Linked DNA regions of Mus musculus: region 2 is linked to region 1. A link is a loop called in an ENCODE intact Hi-C map of the cell type or tissue named here. Cell type or tissue: left cerebral cortex. All regions are shown on one strand. Links, peaks and the distances in the headings refer to the core of each region. The heading gives the core; the rest is flanking DNA.

Evidence for each region. Hi-C counts contacts between places; a loop is a spot of excess contacts. Peaks named below come from ENCODE experiments on the same cell type or tissue, not always from the same donor. Only the 100,000 strongest peaks of a DNase experiment are listed, where the experiment ranks them.
Region 2: a loop joins it to region 1, with 4 times the contacts of the local background. A loop is called at or near these places in 8 of 42 quality-filtered maps.

Annotation. Positions count from the first base shown.
Region 1 is chr13:117,540,952-117,557,464 of GRCm38, reverse strand. No RefSeq gene overlaps it. Among named protein-coding and RNA genes, the nearest start is that of Hcn1, 53 kb to the left of the region's middle. In left cerebral cortex, for the core only: a CTCF peak has its summit at 7,235 (motif pointing left); a DNase peak (open chromatin) is centred at 7,213.
Region 2 is chr13:118,220,368-118,236,880 of GRCm38, reverse strand. No RefSeq gene overlaps it. Among named protein-coding and RNA genes, the nearest start is that of Mrps30, 160 kb to the left of the region's middle. In left cerebral cortex, for the core only: a CTCF peak has its summit at 9,335 (motif pointing right); a DNase peak (open chromatin) is centred at 9,325.

The DNA of each region.
Region 1 (16,513 bases), core at 5,718-8,217:
TCTACCACGTAAAGTTTTTAATTTATTAGGAGAAATCCCTGTACAACACAAATCTCTTTAACACCCTTTCTATACACCAACAGATTTGTTCGCAGAATGGATAACTCTTTATAAAGTGGGAGTAGGGCTCATTGTAGCACACATAATTTCGTACCCAGATATTTAAGTTGGAAGAAAAACTGGCATCACAACGCGTGTTAAATATTAATGCATAAGAGGGCAAAATGGTGGCCATTTTAGTAGTCTCCTTTTGTTGAGAATAGACAATACCAGGCCCATCATTGTTATATTTGACTGCTCAATAGAGACATGATTTAACTCACATTAGACAGAGAAGTGGAAACGAAGGTGGACAGTGACTTGATTTCAACACGCAAATTGTTCATGCCAGGGTAAGATGGTCCATCACAGAACTGAAATTTTCATTTCACTCAGTCTCAGCCCACAACCCTTACATTTCCCATCATTGCATGAATAACCTTTCTTATGTGCATCATTCACAAGACTTCAATTAAATATGCATACTTATTAAGATAAAAACAATAGTCCATGATACAATAGCTACTAAGATATATAAACCCCCCAAAAGGAACAGTTTATGTGTAAACTAGAAAGACCATTTATAGATCTGAATTATCTTTGCTCAATGTGATAAGTTATAAAAATAATAAGCATGATCCCCAGACTAGAGGCACTTGGCATTTATACTCTTTTACTATAAATGAGTGATATTTGAGTTAATTAGCCAACCACTCATTACTGAGACTTAATGATCTGAGATCAAGTTTATATTTGATCCCAATCATATGCTAAGATATAATAAAAATGCTGATTTCCAAACAGTCTACTTATTTTGTGGGGGATGTCATTAAAGCTTTCTTTTCTTTTTCTTTTCCAATAAGAAAAAGAAAATATTGAAAAATGTCCAATAACAAGATCTACTAGGTTTAAATTTAAGATCATTTTGTCATAGGGTACAAAAGCCTTGAAAGTGACTGCAGTTGTCAATTAAGTAACACACAGTTTTCAAAATCGAACAGATTAATGAAATAGGAACCCTTTAATTTCAGAATTTATTTACTTTGGAGGGTTAGTGTTGTTTGAGGAAGTTTATTAATTTTTCCTGGTGTAATTAGAGTAAGAACCCGGGTGACTTGTATCATTTTGTTACACAATTGTCCATTGAAGGTAGAACAGAAAAATTCCTGGGCAAGACCCATCATTTCTATTTTCAGAAACTGGACTTTATTTTCCTACTATATTTGACTCCTGTACTATTCAGAGTCATTTTAGGATACACAGTGGAACATCGGTGGAATCAAAATGTCACTGTTTTTCCTACTACTGTATTTATGATGTTTAATAATACTTTTACGTATATTGCTTATCCTATTCATGAGCTATAATATTTAAAAGATTTTTTTGTCTATAGCAGCTTATATTATTTTATTTGTTCAGAGAATCAGAAGGGTGACAACCAAATTCTCATTAAGGCTCTCCAAAGTCAACATTTAACCAATTATTGCATATGAATTATGTCTTTTCCAAGAACAGTTTAACAGCTTCATCAGTTTGATATTCACAGAGCCACATTGTATGGCAAGGTCTGAGAGGCTATAAGATGAAACAGTCCCTTACTTTGGAAATGTTTGTTCTCTACTACCTATGTATCAATGGTAGACCATAATATCTATTCAAATGTGGTTTGTACTGGAGATCTTATTAACTAGACCCTACTCTCAACATCAACACAAACTCGTTGTGAAAATGCCTGCGATCAAATGCATCCTCTCTATAATAAGGGGGTTCCACTTTCTACTAAAATCCAAAAAATTTAAGACAAAAAAATGAGCTGAATTTATATTAAGATAAATATATTTTATGGAAAAGGAAATCTAGCAAACTCTCAGAGCATTATCACATCCCAGAGAAGATATAATTTCAGATTTATAAGATAAGAACCTGAAATACTCAATACCCAATGTAAGTAGAATCCTTTTGCTATGATATTTTAAATGAAATATTACTACTCTGAATTAAAGTGAATAGATAAATAAAAATTAAAATAAAAAACTGTCTAAAAGAAAACACAAGGTGAAATTTGCATAACCCTGAGCATCCCACATGCCTGTGAGGATAAAGAGCAATGATACAGTACAATCATTTTGGACAATGCAATCTAAAACATTGATATTTATATATACTTTTAATATTATCTGTTGCATATTATAATACAAAATACATTGCAAGAAAAATATTAAATAACTATTTCAAAAATCGTGTTTACCATGTGATACTTATCTCAAGAGACAAGAAAGCATATGTCTATGCAAAGCCTTTTGTGTAAACATCCATACCAAACTTATTTATGATAACACAAAACCAATAGTAATTCGAATAATGACCAACAGGTGAACCTGCAAATTTGAGATTTGGCTGTATATTAATGTATTACTCAGGAGCACAAGAAAATTTACTATGTGCATAAAACTTGCATGAGATAATCTCAAAGTCATGATGAAAAAATTACTAAGAAATAATACGCTGTATTACACCACTTCAATAAAGTTTAAAAAATGGAAAATAATTTTACCACTTAAAAAGCATAAACAAATTCTCCTTCATTGGAAATGACCAAAGGAACAGACAATGGTAAGATAAAGAAACATGATGGAATTTTTAAGAGTAACAGTTTTGCTAATTACTTTTAATATAGAGAATTTTTTACATTGATATATATATATATACATATATATATATACATATATATATGAATGTTCTTTTTTAACCACATATCTACACTTTATTGCATATGAATTATGTCTCAACAAAGCTGTGGAAGAAGAAATTTGTGAAGACATGAAGAGTGTGTTTGTAAAGGAATAAAAAGCTTAAAATAATACAAAAGTTTCTACCACACTACCAAAAGGAAAACAAAATAAGGAGACAAGTTTCAGGTTGCTCAACTCAGCTGCCCACCCACTATGAACCTGTCAGACCTTGCCATTGAAGAAAGGAAAATGACAAATTATTTATGCAATTTCTAGTTGTCTTTCTGCTGTGTGAAGCTTCAAGTCCTAGGAGACTGATAAAAATGTTAAGATATAATGGATAGAACTCACCTTAGAAATGACAAAACAGAATCAATTTGTTTAAGAAATATGGGCTGCTAAACAAAAGCAAATTGAAAGCAAATATATCAGAGGGCTCCCTGAAAAAGACAAATGATACCAAGATCCCGTGGAGATGAATAGTTATATTCAGACACAGTTAAGTCCCTGAAAATTGTAGCTATTTGAGTTCAAGAGAGAAGAATGGAAAATCAGAAGCTGCAGTTGGAACAGTTACAAATGGCAGAACACAGAAGAACGGGGAGCTCTACCCAAAGTGTACTCATGGAGGCAGAATTCTGTCTCAGCACTCTGACCTTAAGAGCATCACTAAGACTTAGCAAAGTTGAATATGTCAGACTAAGGACGCAACAGGATGTGAGAAAATGGAGGAATCTAAGAAGAAACACTGAGAGAAAATTCCCACTGAGTGTTCCAGGTGACATTAGTATCCTGAAGTGACAAGATCAGACTAATAGTCCCAAAAGGAATCATACAAGACGTGTGTTTCAAAAGCCTAGAGTATTTATAGCAGAAGGCATCTAAGATGTGCATGTGTTCTGGAAAGTACCGTCACCTAATCTTGTACTCAAAAGTGGAAGCAAATAGATCATGTACCATAAGCCTTCAGAATATATTATTGTTTCATACAAATACAAACTAACTCAGACCAAGTAGAGTAGACATTATTTTAAAATTGCTAATCCTTCTTACAAACAGAATTGAATTAAATGTTAGTATGTAATAATTTTTATTTCTTAGTTCACCTTGCTTATGAAAATTGGACAAGATATAATTTATAATCTGATAATGGTGTTTCACTTATTTTTTTTAATTTGGTATGGCCAAATCCCTGGTTCAAAAACAAAGGAACCGAACACAAGTAACCAAGTTGGAACTGTAATATTAGTGATCGGAACACATGGATGGTGTCATCTAATTCTGTGGGGGAAATCAAGATTAATTTTGGGAGTTATAGAAAAGTTCAAAAGAATGACTAAAAATTAAAGTATGCTATCTTGTGACCTCAATGTATTAATTACAGCAATAATATCTCTGTAAGTTTAGTTTCAGTTTGATAAAAGAATGTCTTTTCTCTACAGTTCAATATAATGACTGTTTTCTCATAAACTTCAAATGACCTCAAGGAAGTTGTGCTAGCTGATATAAAGGCTAACATCTTTGCTGTAAAACACAAATTTGCTGATCAAGGTAACTTATTCTCTCCTTCCTTGTACATATCCATAATAAGCTATTTACATTGATTGTAAATTTTGTTTCCTTTAAAAAATGGATCATGTTCTAAAGTAAATACTTTCAGAGCAGTCTGACTACAGTCTTCTCAGAGTTTAATGATTTTCCATCGATACTTTACAGCATTATAAAAGCATCTCACTTTCATCATTTCTACAAAGTAGTCCGAGTTTTAAGAACATTATTTATTTATCATTCATGGTTTTATACAACATTTGTTTAAATTATTTAATTTAAGCACCACAAACAGAGAGTTTAGGGACTCACTTACATACACATACACACATATGCACACACATACACACACAAATACACACATTCACAACCCAGTAGACAACATACACACAACACATGTGCAACACACACATGCACAACACATACATACAACACAAATAGGCAGAACCCAATATAAAACACACACACACACACACACACTTCACCCTAAGTCTAGTGACCACTCAAAATATCTGGGCCCATGCAGAAACTGAATGCCCCTTTTGGATTTGGAGAATTACTGCATTATGAGTTAGGCTTCCTTGATGTAGAACCTAGACATTTTCGTAATCACTCCCTTTTGCCATTAAGTGTCATGTCAAGACCATATTACAAAAGTGGTAAATGGTCTAAGCTCAGTCTGTCACTAAACAGAAGCTATAGAAATTGATTTTATAATGGAAGGAGTGGGGAAGCTTTGCCACATCAAGACTACAGTTACATAGATTTTATTATTAACTTGCCAGTTATTAACATTGATTGTCAATAGCTTCAAATTCCTGACTTCAGGCTCCAAATGATGCCATTCTTCAATAGTAGCCACTGATTTGATGTTTTAACATACTCTTTCATAAAATAAGGATCTGTGGTACTAAGGGGAAGTTCTGACCTGAAACATAGCTTCCGCTATCATATCTTAGCAACACACAATGCCAACAACACTAATCAGTGAGTAATTTATATCGTGGTTAGTTAGGAGAGCTGCTATTCTGTTTCTGGTGATCATTTGTTTGGCTCTTAGCTGCTTGGGATGATGTCTTAGGAGAGAGTGTAAGATGTTCTTGTAATCACCCAGTCAGCTTTGTGGGATGAGATGATAAATCACAGAAGAGGGGGATGTGTGATCATAATGTTCTTGGTTGTTCTAATAGGCTCCAAATCACTATATGTGGTACAGCAAAATACTAGCATCTGAAATTCTCTTCTTAAATATTGTTTCATTATAGTCCAAATGACTAATTGGTTCGTAAAAGTCTACATGTTACAAAAAAGTACAAGAAAAACAAATTAGAAATATAGTTTGTATTTAATGTTCAAAACACATAATTTATTTGGAAACCAAGTCAACAGGAAGGCAAGATGCCATTTTGATGCTAAAATTTCTTACTTGTGGCTACTGGAAGACATTCCTTGGCAAGCAATCAGAAAAAAAGTTGAAGTCTTTCATCTCTATCTTTCCATTTTTCTGAAAGGTAATTTTTGTTAACTATTGTATAAATATCCCCAGTACTTAATATTAATCTGTTTTTATTGAGACTTACTTTAACTTGAGAGAACACATGGTAAGTTTGAATGATTAGTATTTGATGAATTAACATTATCCTTTTCTGATGAAATTATGGCAAATGATTTTGCACTGTTCTCTTAATATCTATGATATTACTCAATTGTAGCTGATAATTAAGAACTAAAGTTCCTTAGAATTCAGCACTAAGGATCTGGGAAATGGCTTACTGACTAAGCGTTCTTGATGTGTAAGGATCAGGATCCAAGTTTAGATCTCTAGGATCTACTGAAAAAAATTTGGTCATGGCTGTGCATTCTTCTAACATCAGCCCTGGGATAGGGTATAGGGAAAACTAGGATGAGAGGGGAGTGGAGGGAGGGCAGAGGTGAGTCGGGGTGGTGCACAGAGACAAGAAGACCTTGTGACTTGTTGGACAGCAATCCAAGTTCCCTAAAAACCAGCCAGCTCTAGCTTCAGCTGGATATTCTGCCTCAAGGGAAAAGGAGAATGAGAGAGGGAAGCACCCAATGTGTTCCTCGGGTCCTCAAATATGCACGTACATGTGCACAGGCACACACACATACACACACACACACACATTCATATATACAACACACACAGCATAACCATACAACACATATACATGCATGCAACTCACACAAAACAAATACTACAAGTACATATGTACACTAAACACAAGCATGCTGCACACACATACAACACCCACAACATAAGCATTCAATGTACATTCATGTATACAATGCACGCAATATAGACATACAAACACGTGCATTCACTAGACACAGCACAGTACACAGACACACACACACACACACACACACACACACACACACACACCATGAAGAGAAATTGACCTCTAGCCAAAACTAACCTCAATTCCTTTTAGAAACAAGGTTTTCTCTGACAAATTTAATATTAGCAATAATTCAAAATATTGGGCACTTTTAATGGGATTAGACGTTATAGTTAAGCAGTGCTTTGAGCTTAATTCCTACACTAAAAAACATGGAAATAGTGAGCTGTGAACAAGATAGTCGCTTAATGTGCTGAATTTCCAGTAAATGTACAGTCTGAAATTCCACTAGGTACACTTCAATAGCAACAGCATTTTAATGGCCATTACAATAGCATCCATGTGGTGCTGAAGCCTGTTCCCCAGGGCATAAAGGCAGGGTATAAACCGACTCTTACACTGGATGCTATTTTCTCACTCGGGCACGTAACTGTAGCTGAGTGCAAGTATTAGACTTTCTGATGCTTAGCTTTTTCAGAGTCACAACTCACACAGTATTTCATTTTTAACCATACTCTTAAAGTAACAGAAACAGAATACATGTGCTGCCCCCCAGTGGCAGCTGACAGGAACTGCTGCATGAGGAACAGCACCTGTGGGAGACAGGAACTTTTACAGTGTGCTGTGAAGGGTGTTATTCAGCAACAAACATTTGGGAAATGCTTGCAATGAATTGCAGGGGATGTAATACACTTTCAAGGCAGAATGGATTCAGATATTGGACTGGGGATAGTTACTGATGAAAATCGGCTTTAATATTTAAAACAGCAATTTTCTAATTACATTGTAACTAATGTTTTATCTTTCATGTAGTGAAGGCTCTAACAGTCATTAACCAATTGCATCTCTGTTTCCAATAAGCTAGGTAACATATCCTAGAATAGTACTCTGGGGAGAGTATGGCAGAAAAGAGTGAAAAACAAAGACAAGAGGAAGAAATGGTGAATTTTTCAGGGAATGAGGAATATCGAAAGACAACCGTAATCTGCTTCTGATCTTTAACACACACACGTATCAACTAGCTCTCCATCTTCATCGAATACGAACAGTGAAGCCTCTAATTTTCTGTAATTAAGTCTTCATGTTTGAGAATACCGTAATAACCTTGCCCAAACACCTTTCTGTCAGAGAGCTTATGTACTTATTTAAGGCAATTGCAATCTGATTTCCCATTGTCTAAGTTTTTTTGCATTGTGGATCCATGTCTCTTTCTCCTATTATCATCAAGTAATGTTTTCCTGTTTCACAGAACACCAGCTTAAGCAACTTGCTGCTAACACGGCACAGTGTTCTCTTGAGTGGACATCACTGGGATGTCCGTTTGCTTTACACTGATGTTGGCTTCCTCACCACATGGATGAACTCGGACTTTGAAGTCATGTCCAATGTTTCCCAATTAAACTGCTGCCAAAGTCCTAGTTTAAGCAACATGTTTAATCACTAATAATCATGAATTTTGCTTCTCAGTCTCTATTGCACATTTAGGAGAAGGAACTTATAGAGCCCACCTTCAGCAGGAAGACAGGGCATCAAGTGAGGGAGGGGGTTGCCATTCTACAGTCTAAACTGTGACCCATAATTGTCCCTGTCTGAAAGAATAACAGGGATGGAAATGGAGAGGAGTCTGAGGAAAAGAAGATCCAGTGACAGGCCCAAAATGGGATCCAGCTCAAGGGGAGGTCCAAAGGCCTGACACTATTACTAAGGCTATGGAGCACTCACAAAAAGGGACCTATCATGGCTGCCCTCCGAAAGACCCAACAAGCAGCTGAAGGAGTCAGATGCAGCCAACCAATGGACAGAAGCTGCTGTGCCCTATGGTTGAATTAGGGAAAAGCTGGAAGAAGCTGAAGAGGAGGGTGATCTTGTAGGAGGACCAGCAGTCTCAAATAACCCGGATCCCCGAGATCTCTCAAACACTGGACCACAAAACAGGCATCATATACCAGCTGATATGAGGCCCCCAACACCATATACAGCAGAGGACTGCCATGTCTGGGTTCAATTAGAGAAGATGCACCAAACTCTCAAAAGACTGGAGGTCCCAGGGAGAAGAGAAGTCTGGTGGGGTGACAGATGATGGGGGGGACATCCTCATGGAGACAGGGGCCTGGGGAGGAGGTATGGGATGTGGAACAGTAGGATCATAGACAGTGGGGGTGGAGTGAAATCTGGAGTGATAAATAAATAAATAAATAAATAAATAAATAAATAAAATATATTTTTTAAAAAACCAACAACTGCATGAACAAGAAAAGAAATTCTGGCCATCCAGGACAAAATGTTCACAAATTCCTCCACTGTAATTATCATGCTGTAATGACAGAAGGCATAATTATCTGGTAGGGGCATTTCTTTTCTAAAATCTTATAAAATGATACAACCTGTGTTGTTTATTTCCACCTGAAGGAAATTCCTAGATTAATGTAGTTCCATTAAAAAATGAGAGCTACAAGCACAATATTCGGAACACCCTGTAATTCACGGTAAATTACTCAGAGCCTCATCAGTATTTTGTTAATTAATCAATTTCCACATGTTTTCACATGAGCTAAGTGTGAACCAAAGCTTCACTGGTACAGAACTCAAAGGCAACAACTTCAAACCAGGAGTTTCACTGAAATCAACATAGAGAAAATGAATGCAGCTCAACTTAATGCCTTTGATGATCAAATATTTCAGACTAGCAACCATAATGAAATGTTCGATCAATAAATTAAATGAATATATGCTGTTTGTGTTTGTAAGAACTGAAAGTTATAAATTAAAATATGACGCTGGCAAGATCAGAAAGAATGTTATATGCTTTATGGAAAATAATCGTCAAGAAACAGGAATCTATTAAAATTAGGAGTTCCAGTTAAAGACAAGTTTTAAACAAATGGCTCAGATGATGCTAGGCAAGATGGTCTAGAGTAGGGATGGATGAAGGAGGAGCCCTTCAGGGTGTCACCTTATTACCCTGTTTAGAAAAGCTATCATTCTCCGGCCTACTGCTGCACCGTGGTCCCTGGCCCGGGGAGTCTGCAGACACCCGCAAGGTCCCACACAGGATCCGCCACGGGATCCTAAGACCTCTGGTGAGTGGAACACAGCGCCTGCTCCAATCCAATCGAGCAGGACCTGAGACTGCATTAATTAAGGAAGCAGATAATCCAGCCTGATCCGGGGCTCAAGTCCCTTCCAGCCCACTGCTGCACTGTGGTCCCTGACCTGGGGAGTCTGCAGACACCCACAAGGTCCCACACAGGATCCGCCATGGGATCCTTAGACCTCTGGTGAGTGGAACACAGTGCCTGCTCCAATCCAATCGAGCAGGACCTGAGACTGCATTAATTAAGGAAGCAGATAATCCAGCCTGATCCGGGGCTCAAGTCCCTTCCAGCCCACTGCTGCACCTTGGTCCCTGGCCCGGGGAGTCTGCGTATACCCGCAAGGACCCACACACGATCCGCCACGGGATTCTAAGACCTCTGGTGAGTGGAACACAACTTCTGCCAGGAGGCAGGTTCAAACACCAGATATCTGGGCACCTTCCCTGCAAGAGGAGAGCTTGCCTGCAGAGAGTACTCTGACCACTGAAACTAAGGGTAGTGCTAGTCTCCCAGGTCTGCTGATAGAGGCTAACATAATCACCTGAGGAACAAGCTCTAACCAGAGACAACTATAACAACTAGCTCCAGAGAATACAAGATGGCAAAAGGCAAACGTAAGAATCCTACTAACAGAAATCAAGACCGCTCACCATCATCAGAATGCAGCACTCCCACGCTACCTAGTCCTGGGCACCCCAACACAACCGAAAAGCTAGACCCGGATTTAAAAGCATATCTCATGATGATGGTAGAGGACATTAAGAAGGACTTTAATAACTCACTTAAAGAAATACAAGAGAACACTGCTAAAGAGTTACAAATCCTTAAAGGAAAACAGGAAAACAAAACCAAACAGGTAGAAGTCCTTATAGAAAAACAGGAAAGCACATCCAAACAGGTGATGGAAATGAACAAAAGCATACTATACCTAAAAAGGGAAGTAGACACAATAAAGAAAACCCAAACTGAGGCAACGCTGGAGATAGAAACCCTAGGAAAGAAATCTGGAACCATAGATGCCAGGATCAGCAACAGAATAAAAGAGATGGAAGAGAGAATCTCAGGTGCAGAAGATTCCATAGAGAACATCAGCACAACAATCAAAGATAATAAAAAAGGCAAAAAGATCCTAACTCAAAACAAAACAAACAAACAAATAAACAAAAAGATGGGTCCAGGACACAATGAGAAGACCAAACCTACAGATAATAGGAGTTGATGAGAATGAAGATTTTCAACTTAAAGGGCTGGCAAATATCTTCAACAAAATTATAGAAGAAAACTTCCCAAACCTAAAGAATGACATGCCCATGAACATACAAGAAGCCTACAGAACTCCTAATAGACTGGACCAGAAAAGAAATTCCTCCCGACACATAATAATCTGAACAACAAATGCACTAAATAAAGAGAGAATATTAAAAGCAGTAAGGGAGAAAGGTCAAGTAACATCTAAAGGCAGACCTATCAGAATTACACCAGACTTTTCACCAGAGACTATGAAAGCCAGAAGAGCCTGGACAGATGTTATACAGACACTAAGAGAACACAAATGCCAGCCCAGGCTACTATACCCAGCCAAACTCTCAATTACCATAGATGGAGAAACCAAAGTATTCCACGACAAAACCAAATTCACACTTTATCTTTCCATGAATCCAGCCCTTCAAAGGATAATAACAGAAAAAAAAAACCAATACAAGGACAGAAATCACACCCTAGAAAAAGCAAAAAAGTAATCCCTCAACAAACCAAAAAGAAGACAGCCACAAGAATAGAATGCCAACTCTAACAACAAAAATAAAAGGAAGCAACAAATACTTTTCCTTAATATCTCTTAATATCAATGGACTCAATTCCCCAATAAAAAGACATAGACTAACAGACTGGCTACACAAACAGGACCCAACATTCTGCTGCTTACAGGAAACCCATCTCAGGGAAAAAGACAGACACTACCTCAGAGTGAAAGGCTGGAAAACAATTTTCCAAGCAAATGGTCTGAAGAAACAAGCTGGAGTAGCCATTCTAATATCGGATAAAATCGACTTCCAACCCAAAGTTATCAAAAAAGACAAGGAGGGACACTTCATACTCATCAAAGGTAAAATCCTCCAAGAGGAACTCTCAATTCTGAATATCTATGCTCCAAATGCAAGGGCAGCCACATTCATTAAAGAAACTTTAGTAAAGTTCAAAGCACACATTGCACCTCACACAATAATAGTGGGAGACTTTAACATACCACTTTCATCAATGGACAGATCATGGAAACAGAAACTAAACAGGGACACAGTGAAACTAACAGAAGTTATGAAACAAATGGATCTGACAGATATCTACAGAACATTTTATCCTAAAACAAAAGGATATACCTTCTTCTCAGCACCTCACGGAACCTTCTCCAAAATTGACCATATAATTTGTCACAAAACAGGCCTCAACAGATACAAAAATATGGAAATTGTCCCATGCATCCTATCAGACCACCATGGCCTAAGGCTGATCTTCAATAACAACATAAATAATGGAAAGCCAACATTCACGTGGAAACTGAACAACACTCTTCTCAATGATACCTTGGTCAAGGAAGGAATAAAGAAAGAAATTAAAGACTTTTTAGAGTTTAATGAAAATGAAGCCACAACATACCCAAACCTATGGGACACAATGAAAGCATTTCTAAGAGGGAAACTCATAGCTCTGAGTGCCTCCAAGAAGAAACTGGAGAGAGCACACACCAGCAGCTTGACAACACATCTAAAAGCTCTAGAAAAAAAGGAAGCAAATTCACCCAAGAGGAGTAGATGGCAGGAAATAATCAAACTCAGGGGTGAAATCAACCAAGTGGAAATAAGAAGAACTATTCAAAGAATTAACCAAACTAGGAGTTGGTTCTTTGAGAAAATCAACAAGATAGATAAACCCTTAGTTAGACTCACTAGAGGGCACAGGGACAACATCATAATTAACAAATTCAGAAATGAAAAGGGAGGCATAACAACAGATCCTGAAGAAATCCAAATCACCTTCAGATCCTTCTACAAAAGGCTATACTCAACAAAACTGGAAAACCTGAACGAAATGGACAAATTTCTAGAAAGATACCAGGTATCAAATTTAAACCAGGATCAAGTTAACAATCTAAACAGTCCCATATCCCCTAAAGAAATAAAAGCAGTCATTAATGGTCTCCCAACCAAAAAAAGCCCAGGACCAGAAGGGTTTAGTGCAGAGTTCTATCAGACCTTCAAAGAAGATCTAATTCCAGTACTTCACAAACTATTCCACAAAATAGAAGCAGAATGTACTCTACCCAATTCATTCTATGAAGCCACAATTACTCTGATACCTAAACCACAGAAAGACCCAACAAAGATTGAGAACTTCAGACCAATTTCCCTTATGAATATCGATGCAAAAATACTCAATAAAATTCTCGCTAACCGAATCCAAGAACACATTAAAGCAATCATCCACCCTGACCAAGTAGGTTTTATTCCAGGGATGCAGGGATGGTTTAATATACGAAAATCCATCAATGTAATCCATTATATAAATAAACTCAAAGACAAAAACCACATGATCATCTCTTTAGATGCAGAAAAAGCATTTGACAAGATCCAACAACCATTCATGATAAAAGCCTTGGAAAAATCAGGAATTCAAGGCCCATACCTAAACATGATAAAAGCAATCTACAGCAAACCAGTAGCCAACATCAAAGTAAATGGAGAGAAGCTGGAAGCAATCCCACTAAAATCAGGGACTAGACAAGGCTGCCCACTTTCTTCCTACCTCTTCAACATAGTACTTTAAGTATTAGCCAGAGCAATTCAACAACAAAAGGAGATCAAGGGGATACAAATTGGAAAAGAGGAAGTCAAAATATCACTTTTTGCAGATGATATGATAGTATATATAAGTGACCCTAAAAATTCCACCAGAGAACTCCTAAACCTGATAAACAGCTTCGGTGAAGTAGCTGGATATAAAATTAACTCAAACAAGTCAATGGCCTTTCTCTACACAAAGAATAAACAAGCTGAGAAAGAAATTAGAAAAACAACACCCTTCTCAATAGTCACAAATAATATAAAATACCTTGGCGTGACTCTAACTAAGGAAGTGAAAGATCTGTATGATAAAAACTTCAAGTCTCTGAAGAAAGAAATTAAAGAAGATCTCAGAAGATGGAAAGATCTCCCATGCTCATGGATTGGCAGGATCAACATTGTAAAAATGGCTATCTTGCCAAAAGCAATCTACAGATTCAATGCAATCCCCATCAAAATTCCAACTCAATTCTTCAACGAATAAGAAAGAGCAATCTGTAAATTCATCTGGAATAACAAAAAACCTAGGATAGCAAAAACTCTTCTCAAGGATAAAAGAACCTCTGGTGGAATCACCATGCCTGACCTAAAGCTTTACAACAGAGCAATTGTGATAAAAACTGCATGGTACTGGTATACTGACAGACAAGTAGACCAATGGAATAGAATTGAAGACCCAGCAATGAACCCACACACCTATGGTCACTTGATCTTCAACAAGGGAGCTAAAACCATCCAGTGGAATAAAGACAGCATTTTCAACAAATGGTGCTGGCACAACTGGTTGTTATCATGTAGAAGAATGCGAATTGATCCATTCCTATCTCCTTGTACTAAGGTCAAATCTAAGTGGATCAAGGAACTTCACATAAAACCAGAGACACTGAAACTTATAGAGGAGAAATTGGGGGAAAGCCTCGAAGATATGGGCACAGGGGAAAAATTCCTGAATAGAACAGCAATGGCTTTTGCTGTAAGATCGAGGATTGACAAATGGGACCTCGTGAAACTGCAAAGCTTCTGCATGGCAAAAGACACTGTCAATAAGACAAAAAGGCCACGAACAGATTGGGAAAGGATCTTTACCTATTTTAAATCAGATAGGGGACAAATATCCAATATATATAAAGAACTCAAGAGGATGGACTCCATAAAATCAAACAACCCCCTTAAAAGATGGGGCTCAGAGCTAAACAAAGAATTCTCACCCTAGGAATACTGAATGGCTGAGAAGCACCTGAAAAAATGTTCAACATCCTTAATCATCAGAGAAATGCAAATCAAAACAACCCTGAGATTCCATCTCACACCAGTCAGAATGGCTAAGATCAAAAATTCAGGTGACAGCAGATGCTGGCGAGGATGTGGAGAAAGAGGAACACTCCTCCATTGTTGGTGGGATTGCAAGCTTGTACAACCACTCTGGAAATCAGTCTGGCGGTTCCTCAGAAAATTGGACATAGTACTACCGGAGGATCCAGCAATACCTCTCCTGGGCATATATCCAGAAGATGTCCCAACCGGTAAGAAGGACACATGCTCCACTATGTTCATAGCAGCCTTATTTATAATAGCCAGAAGCTGGAAAGAACCCAGATGTCCCTCAACAGAGGAATACATACAAAAAATGTGGTTCATTTACACAATGGAGTACTACTCAGCTATTAAAAAGGATGAATTTATGAAATTCCTAGGCAAATGGTTGGACCTGGAGGGCATCATCCTGAGTGAGGTAACACAATCACAAAAGAACTCAAATAATATGTACTCACTGATAAGTGGATATTAGCCCAGAAACTTAGTATAGTGAGATATAATGTACAATTTGCAAAACACATGAAACTGAAGAAGAACGAAGACCAAAGTGTGGACACTTTGCTCATTCTTAGAATTGGAAACAATCACCCATGGAAGGAGTTACAGAGACAAAGTTTGGAGCTGAGACAAAAGGATGGTCCATCTAGAGACTGCCATATCCAGGGATCCATCCCATAATTAGCCTCCAAGCGATGACAACATTGCATACACTAGCAAGTCTTTGTTGCAAAGACGGTGATATAGCTGTCCCTTGTGAGACTAGGCCGGGGTCTAGCAAACACAGAAGTGGATGCTCACAGTCAACTATTGGATGGATCACAGGGCCCCCAATGGAGGAGCTAGAGAAAGTATCCAAAGAGCTAAAGAGATCTGCAACCCTATGGGTGGAACAACATTATGAACTAACCAGTACCCCAGAGCTCTTGACTCTAGCTGCATATGTATCAAAAGATGGCCTAGTCGGCCATCACTGGAAAGAGAGGCCCGCTGGACAGGCAAACTTTATATGCCCCAGTACAGGGGAACACCAGGGCCAAAAAAATGGGAATGGGTGCGTAGGGGAGTTGGGGGGGCGAGGGTGTGGGAGACTTTTGGGATAGCATTGGAAATATAATTGAGGAAAATACGTAAGTAAAAAAAAGAGAGAGAAAAAAAAGAAAAGCTATCATTCTTTTTATTGGACATTTTCTTTATTTATATTTCAAATGTTATCCCCTTTCATGGTCCACCCCCAACCCAGAAACTCCCTATCCCATCTCCCCTTTCCCTATTCTTTGAGGGTGTCCCCCTACCCACCCAGTCCCAATTCCCTGCCCTCAAATTCCCCTACATTGGGGTATCAAGCCTTCACAGGAACAAGGGTCACTCTCCTCCCATTGATTCCCAACAAGGCCATCCTCTGCTACATGTGCGGCTGGAGCCATGAGTCCCTCCATGTGTACTCCTTGGTTGGTGGTTTAATCCCTGGGAGCTCTGGGGGTCTGGTTGATTGATATTGTTCTTCCTATGGGGTTGCAACCCTCTTCAGCTCCTTCAGTCCTTTCTCTAACTCCTCCATTGGGGACCCCATGCTCAGTCCTATGGTT
Region 2 (16,513 bases), core at 8,319-10,818, 680 kb before region 1:
CCTCAGGTAAGCTTAGCTTAGATTAGATAAACTCAGTGACTTTTGGAAAATAGTATTTGTTACTACATGTTTTGTGCCTATTTTGTGAACCTCAAAAAACCACCACAGAACCGATTCTGATGCAGTCACAATAGGATCTTTATTCAAGCTCCAGCTTGAGCCACACCACCATCTCTGATGCAACAAGATGGGAGGGTGAAGTCTGGAGACCTCATTGAGACAAGATTTTACATGAAATGGCAAGCAAGCAAGGGGGTGACCAGCCTGGCAAGCATCTAACTGAATGACTGTTGTAAGCTGACAGGTGGGTGTTCTTAAGTAAACCATGAACAATCACAAATGGTCTCACTGTACATTTGAAACAATCAGACTAATTTTAATCGACAGTTGCTGGATGTAGCTAGAGAGTATCTTAACTTAGGATATGGGCCAAGCACAAGCCTTGAGGTCCTTCCTGGTACTTGGGTGCAGCATGGGTTCAGCTGCAGGTCAAGTTTTCAGGCTCCTTTTCTTTTAAGATGGAAGCCAGTCCCAAGATGGAGGAGTAGGTTTGGTCTTTCACATGCTATTGCTATATTGTGGTCAAGTTATCTGTAACATTATTGTGAAAAGAGCTGACCTAATCAGAGAGATTTGAAATCTGGGAAATGAATAAATATACAGCTTACAGAGTAAAGATCAGGTCACATTTTCGTTTGTTTATTTGCTTATTTTCTCCCTGCTTGTTATGTCTGTCCTGGAAAAGAAAATCAAATGTCAGAGTTTTCTTTACACGTATCTTCCAGGAAGTTGCTTGGTGTTCCCTTAAAAATGAATTAAGTGCTAAAGTACCTATTAATTCATTGCACTTTATTTACAAGGGTCAGGGACCTGACGAAAGTCTTTTCTTTCCTCCTTCACTTCACTCTATTGGGCCAGAAATAATCACTCAAACTGTCCTGCAAAGACTACAGCTGTCCAATCTCACTTCATTTGCAGCCTGGGGCCATTTTCTTCCTTGTTTCTCCAATTTTAGTCAGTGACCCACATGTTTCTGTGTATCTGTCAACTTCTTATTACTATATTAAAGCACCTGAAGCCAGTTAACCTGATAAAGAAAAGAGGAGCTTGGGAGTTAGCTCAGTCTTTAAAGTGTCCCCTTGGAAGCAGGGGGAACAGAGTTTGATCCTTACAACACAGGAAAAGAAATCTAGGTGTACGGCACACACCTGTCATCCCAGTGCCGGCAGGTCTCTGAGGCTCTATCAGCTATCCAAGCTTACTTAGAATTCCTCACTTAGAGAAGAGAAGGTCAGAGAGATCCTTTCTCAAAAACAAAAGGCAGTGACCATGCCTGAGCAATCACAGCCTAGTGCATTCCAGGTTGTCTTCATACAAGTTTGAGTCACATATACCATATGTGGAGAAAGAGACAGAGAGACAGAGAGAAAAAGAGAGGCAGAGAGAGACAGAGGACAGAAAGAGAGACAGAGAGAGGCAGAGACAGGGAGAGAAGAAGGATGAGGATGAAGAGGAGGGGGAAATGAGGGGTGGTGGGAAAGAAATTTAGTTAGGGTTTTACTGCTGCAAAGAGACACCATGACCAAGGCAACTCTTATAAGGACATTTAGTTGGGGTTGAAGTACTTAAGCTTTTTTTCCCATAGGTTCTTACTGTCTTAATGCCTTTCTAGATGGAAGCTTAAATCTCCAAAGCTAGAATCAATTTCTTCCTCTATTGGCCAAAAATCAGCATGCAGTGAGAATGTCAAGGCATGAGACTATTTTAGTAATTTAGCTGTCTTAAGTGCTGATTCATTCACATATTGATCAGTTTAACAACTATTTATGAGGCAATTACCATTTCATGGGGATGATCCTAAGTGCTGAAGATAAAGAAAAGTTAAACAAATGTCCCACTCATCTAGGGACACGATGGTGGGGCAAAACAGACAATAACCAAGCAAATCATTACAAAAAATGGCAAGTAACAGAAATTTCCAGAAAGGAAATGGAAAAACCAAGTAAATACCAGTTACTAAAAGCTGCTCTGTTTCATGCATGGATGACACTGGAACAGACTCCACCACCACCACCACCAATATCATCATCATCATCGTATGTTGTAAGGTGAGATCGATTCAGACTTAGGAAGCCACTGACTACAAAGCATCATGGCCTGCGTTTGTGGGAAGGTAAAGAAAAGGTGGCTGTGATGTTGGAAGAATGAGAAAGACTGGTCAGACCTTGGGACAGAGAATCAATCAAAAATCAGACCACACCCACACTGGGTCATGACAAGACAGAGTAAAGACCCTTCGGTTTTTTTCTGAAGTGTGGTAGAGGACATCCAAGGTTTGAACAGTGGTATATATAAAGCTTGCTCTTGTTCATGAGGCACACACTGCACAGGGAACAGAAGGACAGCGAGTGGAAGCTCTCGATTCATCAGGTTCTCAGCACACTCAGTACTGAACTTTCCCAGAAATAGATCTCTTTCCATGGGTATGAAGCTTGTTTGTGTTATCTTCTGCTCTGATTCTCAGACCTGGTTTTCTGTTCCACAATTTAGATAGAAGGAGATAATATACTTTCCTTGCAATTGACTCACAAATGAGCCAGTTCTTGGAGAGATGGAAACAAGAGAGATGTGAAATATTCCTGTGGATTAAGTTACTCAGGCTCTGCAGTGTTGAAGAAAACCAGCCATTTCTTTCTTTCTCCTTTCTTTCTTCCTTCTCTTTCTTTCTTCCTTCTCTTTCTTTCTTCCTTCCTTCCTTCCTTCCTTCCTTCCTTCCTTCCTTCCTTCCTTCCTTCCTTCCTTCCTCCCTCCCTCCCTCCCTCCCTCCCTCCCTCCCTCCCTCCTCCTCCTCCTCCTCCTCCTTCTTCCTCTCTCTCTCTCTCTCTCTCTCTCTCTCTCTCTCTTTCTCTTTCTTTTGGATAGTCTTTGTGTTTTAGGGTGTTTAAAAACATGTCTGCGCTCTACAAACAGGATGCTAATCAGACCCTTCCAACTGGTGCAATTGTGATGACATTTATTGTCTTGGGTATTGCCGAATATCTGTTGAGGGTCAAAATACCTCAGGAAAAAAAAACCCAAACCAAAACCAAACCAAAACAAAACCCATTTGTTTAGATATTCTGCAAAGAAATTCAACTTTCCTCTAAACATGGGGACCAAAACAATCAGCTGGTCTCTTACATTAAAGATTTAAATGCAAGGTGAAATCCTTTCCTTCTAGTGAGTCTAATGGATTTTGAAGGCTGTATTATTTCCACTTACACCTCCACTCTATCTACTATCGAATCTGTTTGGTCTGCGCTCATTCAGCTGCACTGCTCACTCTGCATACTGGGATGGAAAAACCAAACACCCTCAGTCACAAATGTCAGGGTAGTAGTAGTTTCCATACAGGTGAGATACCTCTTAATGATGAGATGGTTGTTTCTACAAGACATTACGCAGAATATTTATTTTTAAAAAAGGTTTTCATGTCTGTAGCCTATCGCTTTTTGAGCAGCACTCAAAGACATCTGGGAACTGTTGAAGATACTTGGCTTGTTCTCACAATAATTCTTTGAGCTTGATGTGTCCCTGATCTTGTTGTCTGCACTGCCATTGATTATATAAAAAGCAATTGTTTTGCAACTCTTGGTAAAAATCTATTTAGAGTTTAGATACAGAAGCAACTATTATGCTCTGCCACACATCCGCTTAGAAATGTGGGGTTATTTATTCCATATTCTGTAGTTAGTGTTTACATATGAGTTCAATAGGGAAGAAATTTTGGAGTTGGATCCTGCTGATAAAGTAGGAAAATTTATTACCGGCATTACTAATTTTCCAGTAAAACTTGAAAATCTATAGAACATAGAAACGAAATCCTCAAAGGCATATGTTCTAAGGTCAACAACTGAACAATAATGAATGGCAAGAGTATGTTTGGCTTATACCAGCTACTAGGAGATATCCTCAGTCTCATAGATTCATAGCCCAGTTCCCCAAATTACTCTTGACTTTAGATGTCAATCATTTCTCATATGTGCTTCAGAAACCCTTGAATGAACTGAGGGTTCTGTCATCGCCTCTCTTCCTTGACTTGACTAAAGTGCTAGAAGGCTTAGAGAATTCAGAGAAAGAAACATTTTGCTCATGTTGACGTGCTTATTATGAAGGATGAAGCCTGCAGATGAACATACAGAGGAGATGTATGTATGTTCTTCAGGTGTAGGACAAGATAACCAGGGTTTTCGTGATCCCACCCATTGGTCCCTCTCAAGGAGTGCTCATGTGCTTACTCATTTTGAAGCTCCCTTAAGTTGGTACTTTGGGCTTTATAGATGTTTTGTCATATAGGAACAACTGGAATTTTGTGATAAGGATAAGCTTCAAGATTTCTTTCTGTCTACCTCTGAGTGTAGAAAGCGAGACGAGACTGACATTTGTAACAGCAACATTTATTTTCTCTGATGTAACAGCCATCTTGGAGGCTTACTGCCTCAGTTTGCTAACCTGGCCCTAAACTTGGAAGCTTCTATCCTCCTTACAATTTTATCTAGGCCTAGAGTGTTTTCAGCCTCTGATACTTATTGCTAAATAAGCTCACTCTTTCTTGTTCTTTCTGAGCTCTGATTGGCTGGTTCAACTCAGCTGTTCTGACTGGACCTCCTATCTAGGCTGACTGATTCAACTTGGCTTCTCTCAGCTTTTCCTGATTTGATCTAGCTTGACCTCAAACTAACTCTGGCAATCTGTTCTAATCTTCTGGCTCCATCTCATTCTCTGGCTCATTCTGTCTTCATCTATGTCTAACTCATTCTTTCAGTCTCTGTACAGCTGTCCCAATAAAACTGCCTCCTTTCTCCTTCTGTGCTGTTCCCTCTTGAGTAGCTTCCCTTTCCTTTCTCTTCCAGTAAGAGTCGGACATATCCTACTCTGTCAAGTATTTTTCTGATTCGCCACTTTATCTGCCACTATATAAGAATCACTTTCAAACATGGATGTGTTTCCTTCTACAAGCTAACTTTACCTTCATTATTTGGATTGGGATCAAAGGTGTGTACTAAGAGCTGAAGCACACTGCAACTAGAGAAAGTTTTTTTTCTTTCCCTTCAGTAAATAACACAATCTCAAGGTTCACAGTGTGATAAAATATCCTGCAACAGATATCCAATAACTCTTTGGTCTTACGCTGACTATTCCTTATCCTGAAACTATTAGGGATCCCAAGCATATCATCACCATACAAAATCATTTTGTAAAGTAAATATATATATATATATATATATATATGTGTGTGTGTGTGTGTGTGTGTGTGTGTGTGTGTGTGTGTGTGTGTTTATGGAAACTTTTAATCATAAAACAAAAGAGACAAACTCTATATTTCATAATAGCCACATCTTCACAATATACTTTTTGCCTTTACAAAGAAAATAAACCAAATGTATTCAAGTTTAGATTAAGCAACCAAGGAATACTTAAGACTTGAGTTAAACATTAAATGATGGTTAGAACATGAGAGGTATAAAAAACATGATCCATGGAAGCAGTGAAAAACAGAAATGTCTATCAAAGATATTTATGTGGATGAGATAAGCAAGGGGAAGGATTTTTTCCAAGAGGATAACCACTGAAAATTTTGATTACTGCAAATTTGCCTAGAATTTTGAATGTCTACGATACTCTTTTTATTTATTTTTCTATCTTTTTTTCGTTTTGTTTTTGGTAGAGCTATCCTCTCTCAACAAAAGAGATATATAAAAACGATATATGTATAGTGGCACACCATCTTTGTATGCTCACTTGGGATGTTTTATTGTGTTTGCTTGGATTCAGTAGAAATTGAGGAAGTTTGACAAGAATGGATGGGAATATAAAAGACAGATTTCTGAAATGGAAACATGTTCTTAAAATCCTTCCCATCGGACTCCAAACAAGAGGAAACAGAATAAGGATGCTTGATCACTGAGGAAGAACGAATCCCATAAGCCAAATAATTGCATAATGTGAACAGCATTTGCAGAACAACTTGCTTGATGTTACAGGGATTTGTAAACCGTGTTTGGGAAGCAACAGCGTGGTTTATATAGCATTAACTATCTTAGGTACAAAGTATGCTCCACTTCTTGAATTGCTGACAAAATCCAGGGCAGATGCTGAGGCGAAGAGGCAGTCTACTTAGAAAATGTACTTATGTCGATTTTACAGGTTACTCATAAAAGAGATGGAAGCCTGATAAATCCCATCATTTCTTCATAATGATGAGTTTTGTGATGGAAAACATTAGTATTAAAACCTTAAAAATTAGCTGGATAAAAGAAAAATAGCACCAACTAGGATTTGTGCAGCATAGATATTCATACTTCACAAGGCCAAAAAGGACACTAGGAAGTGTCTGGTCAGGTTTCTAGCCACTCAGGTCCCATATAAGGACCCTGTTCCTGGTTTGCAAGGAGACGTCTTGTTGTATTCCACATAGTAAGGATGTTCTGTCCCTTCATCTTCTCATAGAACAGTAAGTAGCCTTATCATGACGTTTATCTTCATATCTTAATTAAATCTTCTTCCCTCTCGAAGGTCCCACTTCCAAATACTGTCACACTGCGGATTAGGATTTCAACATATTAATTTCAGAACTAAACCCTTTCAATTGTAGTACAAAAGCTAACTATTTCCGTGGATAATAATTTTTATTTTTATTTTAATAGATTTTTTAAGGAAGGCATTCATCATTTATATTCTTTCATGATCAACCTACAAAACTCCATATGACATTTTCATTAATTTTACATTTTTATTAAATAGAGATAAAATGTTTTAATATTCAAATCCTATGTTTCATCAATTAAAAATCACTATAAGGAAAGTAATTCAGGGAAATGTGCTTTAACAAAGTACATTAAAGTAATCAAAATTTCTTGAGGAAAAGCCACTAAGTACACAGATTTAATATTGATTCAGTGTGGCACAGGCACGTTTGTTTCTACACATTTGTACTTGCCTCTAATTTCAGTAATTTGTTGATTAGCCTTTAGTATAATTGACTGACAACAAATATTACAACAAGCTATCTTAAGTGAATTTCCTAAAAAAAATGAGTCTGGCAGTCGTATAAGAGATGAACTATTGTAAAATATGGAACTATGTAAAATAATGGAAACTGAAATTTTCATTAGACTGTAACTAACATCTCCCTAATTGATGACAGGTGTTGAGTTAATTGATACTAAAGATCATTTGGAGCACTCGACAGCAGTCACACTCACTATTCTGTAGTTACTGCCAAGCAAAATAATCTCCCCTCTTTCATGTTTCAATACAAAGGTTCTACAGCAGATAATATGTATTCATTATCAGATCTTGAAAGCCGCCTGTGTCATTTAAGACTAGCAAATGATGCTGGACTTGGACATGTCATTGTATTAAAAAAGAAAAAAAAACACACAAATATACAGATCATGGGCAATGCTATAAATTGCTCAGTGCACAGTAAGTTAATTCTGTTTCCATATTTCACATTTCCATTAATTAAACTCATAAAGAGTCACTTTTATTTTTAACCTTCGCATTTGTTAGAAAGATAACCTGAAGCAAGGCAAAATCTGACTCTTAAGATTGAGGAGTGATGAGGAAGGATCTGCCAAGCGCTTCCAAATTAGAAGCTGCACAAGGTAGCTCAGAATAAAGGTTTTCAAGGACCAACTCAGAAATAGAGCAAAGACCCATGCTATGTGGTTGTTTTATTTGTTCAATCCCACTAAAGTCCTTATTTTTCCAAAATGTGTTGTCTGCTTGTGACTTGTTGAAATTCTGATTTTCTTTAGTGTAGTAGTTGACAAGAAATACTTCGTTAAGATTTGCTTACATGAGCATACCAGACAAGGTTTGTACACCCACGATATCTGCCTGGTTGTGTGTACTCAGAGAAAATGTGTTTGTTGGTGTTCTTCATCATGTAAGACCATGTTACTAGGAAAAAATGGGACCTCAACCTTAGCTCACCAGACTGAGCTTGGTGATCACCGAATGTTTTCATCCGTGCTGGCTAGCATCCATTCCTCAAATGATGAAGGAATCAGTATTCTGTCATCATGAATAAAATGATATAATTAACTATTTAATTCTGTTTATCTTCAATGATTTCTTGTACAGTGCCATTTTATTCTAGGAGGTAAAAGACAGATGCTGCAACAGAGTGATAAGAAATGGAAGGTTCACTGGTCTGTTGTTTTGAACTTGCTGAATTTGAATTCTCCAGAGTTATAGCCAAGATACTGATATGTCACTTTGCCATAAGATCCTCAGTGACACTTATAAATATTTTCAATTGTACTCTGAGAACCAAAGTGTTCCAGGACCTAAACAAGCAGACACAGGTATTATTAGACCAATGACAAGAACACTGGATGATAGCAATTAGTGAAAGTATGTTTTTCAGACTTAATGGTTAGAAAAAAAGTTTTAAGTATTTTCTAATATGACCACATGAGCTAAATATCATTCTGTCTGAAAAAGTCCACTTAATTATTTCCTTATATTAACTTCTACACTTGGAACCACATAAGTTATAAATGTCCCAGGATTGTATGTGTTATTTTTGTACTAGAACTTTTAAAGAAATTTAATCAGCAAAACGTCAAGCATCTGTTTTTAAGAAAGATTTACTTATTTTATGTATGTGATCACACTGTCCCTGTGTTTTTAGACACACCAGAAGAGGGCATCAGATTTCATTACAGATGGTTGTGAGCCACCATGTGGTTGCTGGGAATTGAACTCAGGACCTCTGAAAGAGCAATCAGTGTTCTTAACCTCTGAACCATTCCTCTAGCTTCTCAAGTACCTTTTAAACTCTGAAAGTATTTTCTGATTTCTGGGGTTTTCTTTTCAGAGAACTTATGGCAATAAAATGAAACCAGGTGTCTTTTTCTCCCTTTCAAAAGTTATGAATAGTTTAAAGCATTGAGAGTCATGTGATTTGGCTCTTGACCTTAGAAAACACAAGCTTCCAAACTGAGAACTTAACCCAGCACATCTTACTGAAACTTATCTTCAAGCCATATATACTATTAGAACAGAAGTGTTGGGATTAATACTAAGGATGTCAGTGATTCCTTTAAAAATGGCCTAGATTATGTGTTTAAGTAAATTCAGTTGTTGTATTGCTTTAGTTACTTAGAATTAAACAATATATATATATATTCTGATTATCCAGTTTCTTAAAATAATAAGCATTTAGATATGTGATTCAATTCATCCTGTTCCCTCTCATTTGTAATTCTATTTCGTAGTGTAACACCCAGTGGAAAACAAAACCAAACCAACAAAACAAATTGAAGGAAAGTGAACACTAGGGGGCGCATGGAGCTTCTTATAAATATATTCTTTTCTCAAATTGACTGCTAGTCAAAACTTTTTAGTTTGTGAATTTGGTGAGATAGTATTTTATTATACCGATTATATATTTTTTTGTCAAAACTAAAGAAGTGAATGATAAAATGGTGTGTCAACTTGTAATTTTATAACTAGATTTTAATTCACTGCCTCTAATATATCACAGAGATTCTATACATCACACACAAGGTAGCTAATGTCTCTGACATTCACGTGTTAGTAAAAGCCACATGATATGCTTCCAAATACAACCAAGGCAAGTATAGAGCAACACTGTTTGCTGTTTATTTGTTTGTATGTTTTTGTAGCTAATTGAAAAAAAAACTGTTCTGAATCTTTATTTTACTTTTAAACTAACAATAGCAATGATGGTTAGAATTCAGGCTGTGTCTTTATCCAAAGCACTGCATTGAAACATGTCGTTCAGTCTTCTCTTTTACATTTTCAGTGTGGAGCAGTGCTATCGATGAGGAAAGACACTGAGCAATTAAGTAGCTCTTTCAAACACTTTTAAAAAGTTAATGAAACTGAAAGCAAGCTCAGAATCTAGGCCTGAGTGTCACCAAAATCCCCTTAGTTTTGATTGATTACCAATTGACCATTTGGCTCAGATCCACAGTTAGCCTTAGTTTAAGATATTCTTGTCTCAAACCATGTGTCTTGATTTTAAGAGAAAAAAATGACCCTTGCTTAAGAAAGTATAATATCATAAAATACTTTATGATATACAATTGGTAGATTTTAAAATAATATAATTTTAAATAATGTTTTTATTAATACTTTTAGAACTTCATGGTGTATTGTGATCCTATTCAAACCCTTTCCCCAATTTCTCCCAGACCCATAAGCCCTAGCCTACCCACTCCTGTCTTTTTTTTCTCCCCTTCCAGTCTAGCTAGTATTGCTCAAATATCCTTTTGTTTGTGGTCAAATCCTGGTGTGTCTTCAAACTACCAGGAGTCACCCCGGTAGAGTTGTCAGAGCTCTTAACTGCTGAGCCATCTCTCCAGCCCCAATGACCAGAGTTTTTAACTATATATTTTCATAAATGTCTGTAAAACTGTAGTTTTATTATACTGAGTGTAAACACAAAAGCTGTACCACAGGGGAACAGAGCAGGTGGAAAAAGGAAAGGGCAATACAGAACACGACCATGTTATAAAGGACTTTGGTTGAAGGATAGTCAGTGAGTAAAAGAAAGGAATTGTGCTTCAATATAACAGCCTTACCGAGTTAGAACCTACACACCATAAAATTCATCCCTTTAAATCATTCTGCACCATGGTGTATGGTATATTCTCAGATTTACAGAGTTGTCACCAGAATCTCATTTGGGTCATTTCAAAAAGGGACTCTATTGGCATTAGAGGTCACTTCCCAATCTTCTTTCCATCTAGTCCCTGACGCTCTGAATCTACTTCTTGTGTTCATAGACTTGTTACATAACATGATCTTCATTGTGACTGGATCCTTCCACTTAGAGTACTGTTTTTTAGATTCATCTATGATTGAAATTCTCTTATGGGGATGGGCACATAAGCATTTTATTCTATTTTTTATGGCCAAATAATGTCACTCAGTAAAGACACTGTATTTTGCCTAGGTATTTTTTTTTCTTTAATTTCACTAACCTCATCTGCTAGAGTAAGAAATAATAAGTTTCCATTTGCTAGCTGATGGATATTAGGGATTCCACGCGTCTTTAAAAGCAATGCTGGCAAGAACATTCATGTACCAAATGTGGTGCGTCTGAACTGTGTTTTTAATTCTCAGTTTAGGAGTTACATTATTGCGTCATATGAAACTACTGTGTAACTTGATGCTCATTTTGAAGAAGCTGACAGACTGAGTTCTCAGGCAGAGGTGACAGTTTGCCTCACCACAGAAGTACACCAGAGTTCAGGTTTGTCTCCATTCACACACCAGTAGCTGTAAGTCTCTGCTGTGTGTGTGTGTGTGTGTGTGTGTGTGTGTGTGTTTGTGTGTGTGTGTGTGTGTGTGTGTGTGTGTGTGGTGTGCATTTCCTTGGTGGCTGATGATAGTATGAAATTTTTGTGGCTTTGGACATTTCTACATCTTTAAAAAAATGTCTTTACAAATGCTTTCTGTAGTTAATTCTAAACATTTGTCAGAAATTTGATTTTAGAACAATTTGGCAACCATTTTCTCATTTGGTGGTTGGTTCTCTCTCTCTCTCTCTCTCTCTCTCTCTCTCTCTCTCTCTCTCTCTCTCTCTCTCTCCCTGTATATTCATACATGTGATTTGATGAATAATGAGCTTATCTTAAATTGCTATGTAGCTAACAGTGTCCTCAGATGTTTGAACTTCTTTTATCTACTTTTAGAGTACTGAAACAATAGGCATGAGCCACACAACTGGTTTCACTTATTGGTGAAGTGTGTATGTGTGTGTGTGTATATATATCTGTGTGTGTATTTACATATATAATTTTAATAATATAGAAATATTACATATTAACTGAATATATTTTATTAGTATATATCAACTATATTTAACTGCTTTAGTTGTAACATTTTCACATATGTGCATAATATATATTTGTAAGTTTTAGAAAATAAAGTTCCCAGATGCCAGGGAAGTGAGAGGCTTCCTGGACCCAACAGGGATGACTTTAGCCGAAATACCCAACAGAGGGGAGATAGAGCCTGAAGAGATAATCTCCAGTAGATAGGCACGGCCCCCCAGTTGAGTGATGGAGCCACCTATGCCTCTCAAATTTTTAACCCAGAAATGTTCTTGTCTAAAGAAAAGACAGGGACAAAATATGGAACAGAGACTGCAGGAAAGGCCACTCAGAGACCGTTCCACCTAGGGATCCATCTCATGTGTAGACACCAAACTCTGACACTATTGCTGATGCTAAGAAGTTCTTGCTGACAGGAGACTGGTATGGCTGTTTCTTGAGAGTCTCTATCAGCACCTGACCAATACAGATGCAGATACTCACAGCCAACCATTGGACTGAGCCCGGGCACCAAAATGGAAGAGCTAGGGGAAGGACTGAGGGAGCTGAAGGGGACTGCAGCCCCATAGGAAGAACAATATCAACCAACAGGACCATCCAGAGCTCCCCGGGACTAAACCATCAACCAAAGAGTACACATGGAGGGATCCATGTCTCCAGATATATATGCAGCAGAGGATAGCCTTATCTGACATCAAAGGGAAGGGATGCCCTTGGTCCTGTAGATACTTGATGCCTCAGCGTAGGGGACTGCTAGGGCAGTGAAGCAGAAGTGGGTGAGTGGATAGAGGAACACCCTCATAGAGGCAAAAGGAGGGGGAAAAAGGGATTGGGATGGGGGTTGTGGAGAGGTAACCAAAAAAGGGGATATAATTTGAAATGTAAATGAATAAAATGATTAATTAAAAAGGATAAAAGTGAAATAAAGTATAGCTATATCATTTACTTCTCCATTTCACACTTTAAATTCTTCCATCCCCTTCCTTCTTCCCGTTCAAATTCGTGGCTTCTATTTTTTATTATTGTTGTTATATACATGCATATTTATATAAACACATAACTATATCTTGTGAGTCCATTTAGTGTTGCTTATATGAAGAGGATTTCAGAGATAACCACTTGGTGTTATATAAACAATTAGGAAACTCTTCTCTGGGGAAAACTGGTTTTCCCTTTTGTGACAGTCCTTAATTGGTTGTACTTCTCTTCATGTGAGATTCCTTACTTCCACTTTAGCTTGTTTAATGTTGTTATTATTATTCTGATGCTCAAGGTTTTTAATTTGATAGGGTCCACCCCTCCTTTCTGTCTCTTGTGCTTTTTGTACTTTATATAGACGCTCACTTTAATTAAAGATCATAAACATTAGGCTTCTTATAGCAGTTTAGTAATTGTAATTTTGACTCTTACATTTGAATCAATTTTCTTCCTTCATTCTGTATTGCCATCACAGATTACCACATACTGGGTAATTTATAACGTGAACAAATGTGCGTGTTACCTACCATTCTCAAAACTAGGAATTTTGATGGTTGAGTGTTGTCATCTGCTGAGCAAATGTATTTTCTGCTGTGTCATCCATCTCATGGCAGAAGGGCATAGGCAAGATAAGTGATCAAGAAGTTATAACTCCATAACTAACTTATCTTGTAAAAATAACATCAATCCAACCATGAGATCATAGTTCTGAGACCTGATGAAGCTGCCCTTCTCACTGCTTCATATTGGGGAACTAAATTTCCAGTACATGAATTTCTGTGAGCACATTAAACTATAGATTTTATGGTATATTAGATATGGTATGAAGTAAGAAATTTTCTTGGTTAGGGTTTTACTGCTATGAACAAACACCATGTTCAAGGCAACTCTTATAAGGACAACATTTAATTGGGCTTGCTTACAGGTTCAGAGGTTCAGTCCATTATCATCAAGGTCAGAGCATGGCAGCATCCAGGCAGGCATGGTGCAGTAGGAACTGAGAGTTCTACATTTCTGTCTGAAGGCTGCTAGGAGAAGACTGACTTCCAGGCAGCTAGGATGAGGGTCTTAAGACACAGTGACATTCCTACTCCAACAAGGCCACAATTTCTATTAATGCCACTCCCTGGGCAAAGCATATTTAAACTACCCACCATAGCAGTCTGTCTTCATTTTGTGGTAGCTGGAAGTATTCAATGATGCATAGTACAATGTGTTAAGAGAACTGTCTTCCTGCACTTATCAGAAATCAGCACATGGGACATATAGCTTTTCTCTTACACGCTTTCTCGCGACCGGCCAGGAAAGACGCAGCAAACCGGAATCTTCTGCGGCAAAACTTTATTGCTTACATCTTCAGGAGCCAGAGAGCCAGAGAGCCAGAGAGCCAGAGAGCCAGAGAGAGAAAAAGAACAAGAACAAGAAAGCAAGAGAGAGAAAAAGCAAGAACAAGAGAGAGAAAAAGCATGAACAAGAGAGAGAAAAAGCAAGAACAAGAGAGAGAAAAAGCAAGAACAAGAGAGAGAAAAAGCAAGAACAAGAGAGAGAAAAAGCAAGAACAAGAGAGAGAAAAAGAATGGCAAAACCCCGTCCCTTTTAAGGAGAATTATCCTCCGCCTAGGACGTATTACTCCCTGATTGGCTGCAGCCCATCGGCCCAGTTGTCATCACGAGAAAGGCAGAACACATGGCGGGAAAACTGCCCCTGCACGTGTGCAGATTATGTTTACTACTTAGAACACAGCTGTCAGTGCCATCTTGTAATGGCAAATGTGAGGGCGGCTCCCCACACTTTTCTGCATCACATTGGTGTCTAGGAGTTGAAAGAATTATAGACATCAACTATTGTTTTGAAAACAATTTTAATGATGGATTTTAATAATTTAAAAATTATATTATCTGCTCGTGTGTGTTCTTTTTCCCCCAAATTTGCTTAGCCACTTTAGCTCCTTATTTCTCTATGTGATTTTTAAGATCAACATGCCTGTTTCTGAAGAAACTTTAGTGGGATTTTTGACAACTGTGATTTAATATGGGGAGTATCTTAATGCTAAATTTTCTGATCTTTGCATATAATCAGAAATACTATTTTATTTACTTAGATTTTCTGTGTTTTTCTCTAATGATAGCCTCTCATCTTTACTATAAGACTCTTTCAATGTGTTAACTACATTCTAATTTATTGAGGGCAAGGGTGAAGGTCAAAGAACAACTTACTATAAAGTCTGGTCTGCTTCTGCCTGTGGTTCCCCAGGATAAGACTTGAGTGGTCAAGCTTGGTGACAGGTATCTTTACGCACTGAGCCATCTCACTGACCCTTAATTTATAACTCCTATACCTACTGTAGACTATCATCTTAAATATTTTTTCTCTTATATTTTTTTATTACGTATTTTCCTCAATTACATTTCCAATGCTATCCCAAAAGTTCCCCATAACCTCCTCCCCACTCCCTAACTACCCATTCCCACATTTTGACCCTGGCGTTCCCCTGTACTGGGGCATATAAAGTTTGCACGTCCAATGGGCCTCTCTTTCCAGTGATGGCCGACTGGGCCATCTTTTGATACATATGCAGCTAGAGTCAAGAGCTCCGGGGTACTGGTTAGTTCATAATGTTGTTGCACCTACAGGGTTGCAGATCTCTTTAGCTCCTTGGTTACTTTCTCCAGCTCCTCCATTGGGGGCCCTATGATCCATCCAATAGCTGACTGTGAGCATCCACTTCTGTGTTTGCTAGGCCCCGGGCTAGTCTAACAAGAAACAACTATATCAGGGTCCTTTCAGCAAACACTTGCTAATGTATGCAATGGTGTCATTGTTTGGAGGCTAATTATGGGATGGATCCCTGGAAATGGCAGTCTCTAGATGGTCCATCCTTTTGTCTCAGCTCCAAACTTTGTCTCTGTAACTTCTTACATGGGTGATTGTTTCTAATTCTAAGAAGGGGCAAAGTGTCCACACTTTGGTCTTCATTCTTCTTCAGTTTCATGTGTTTTGAAAATTGTATCTTATATCTCAGGTATTCTAAGTTTGTGGGCTAATATCCACTTATCAGTAAGTACATATCATTTGAGTTCTTTTGTGATTGTGTTACCTCACTCAGGATGATGTCCTCCAGGTCCATCCATTTGCCTAGGAATTTCATAAATTCATTCTTTTTAATAGCTGAGTAGTACTCCATTGTGTAGATGTACCACATTTTCTGTATCCATTCCTCTGTTGAGGAGCATCTGGGTTCTTTCCAGGTTCTGGCTATTATAAATAAGGCTGCTATGAACATAGTGGAGCATGTGTCTGTCTTACCGGTTGGCACATCTTCTGGATATATGCCCAGGAGAGGAATTGCGGGATCCTCCAGTAGTACTATGACCAATTTTCTGAGGAACTGCCAGACTGATTTCCAGAGTGGTTGTACAAGCTTGCAATCCCACCAACAATGAAGAAGTGTTCCTCTTTCTCCACATCCTTGCCAGCATCTGCTGTCACCTGAATTTTTGATCTTAGCCATTTTGACTGGTGTGAGATGGAATCTCAGGGTTGTTTTGATTTGCATTTCTCTGATGATTAAAGATGCTGAGCATCTTTTCAGGTGCTTCTCAGCCATTCGGTATTCCTCAGGTGAGAATTCTTTGTTCAGATCTGAGTCCCATTTTTTCATGGGGTTATTTGATTT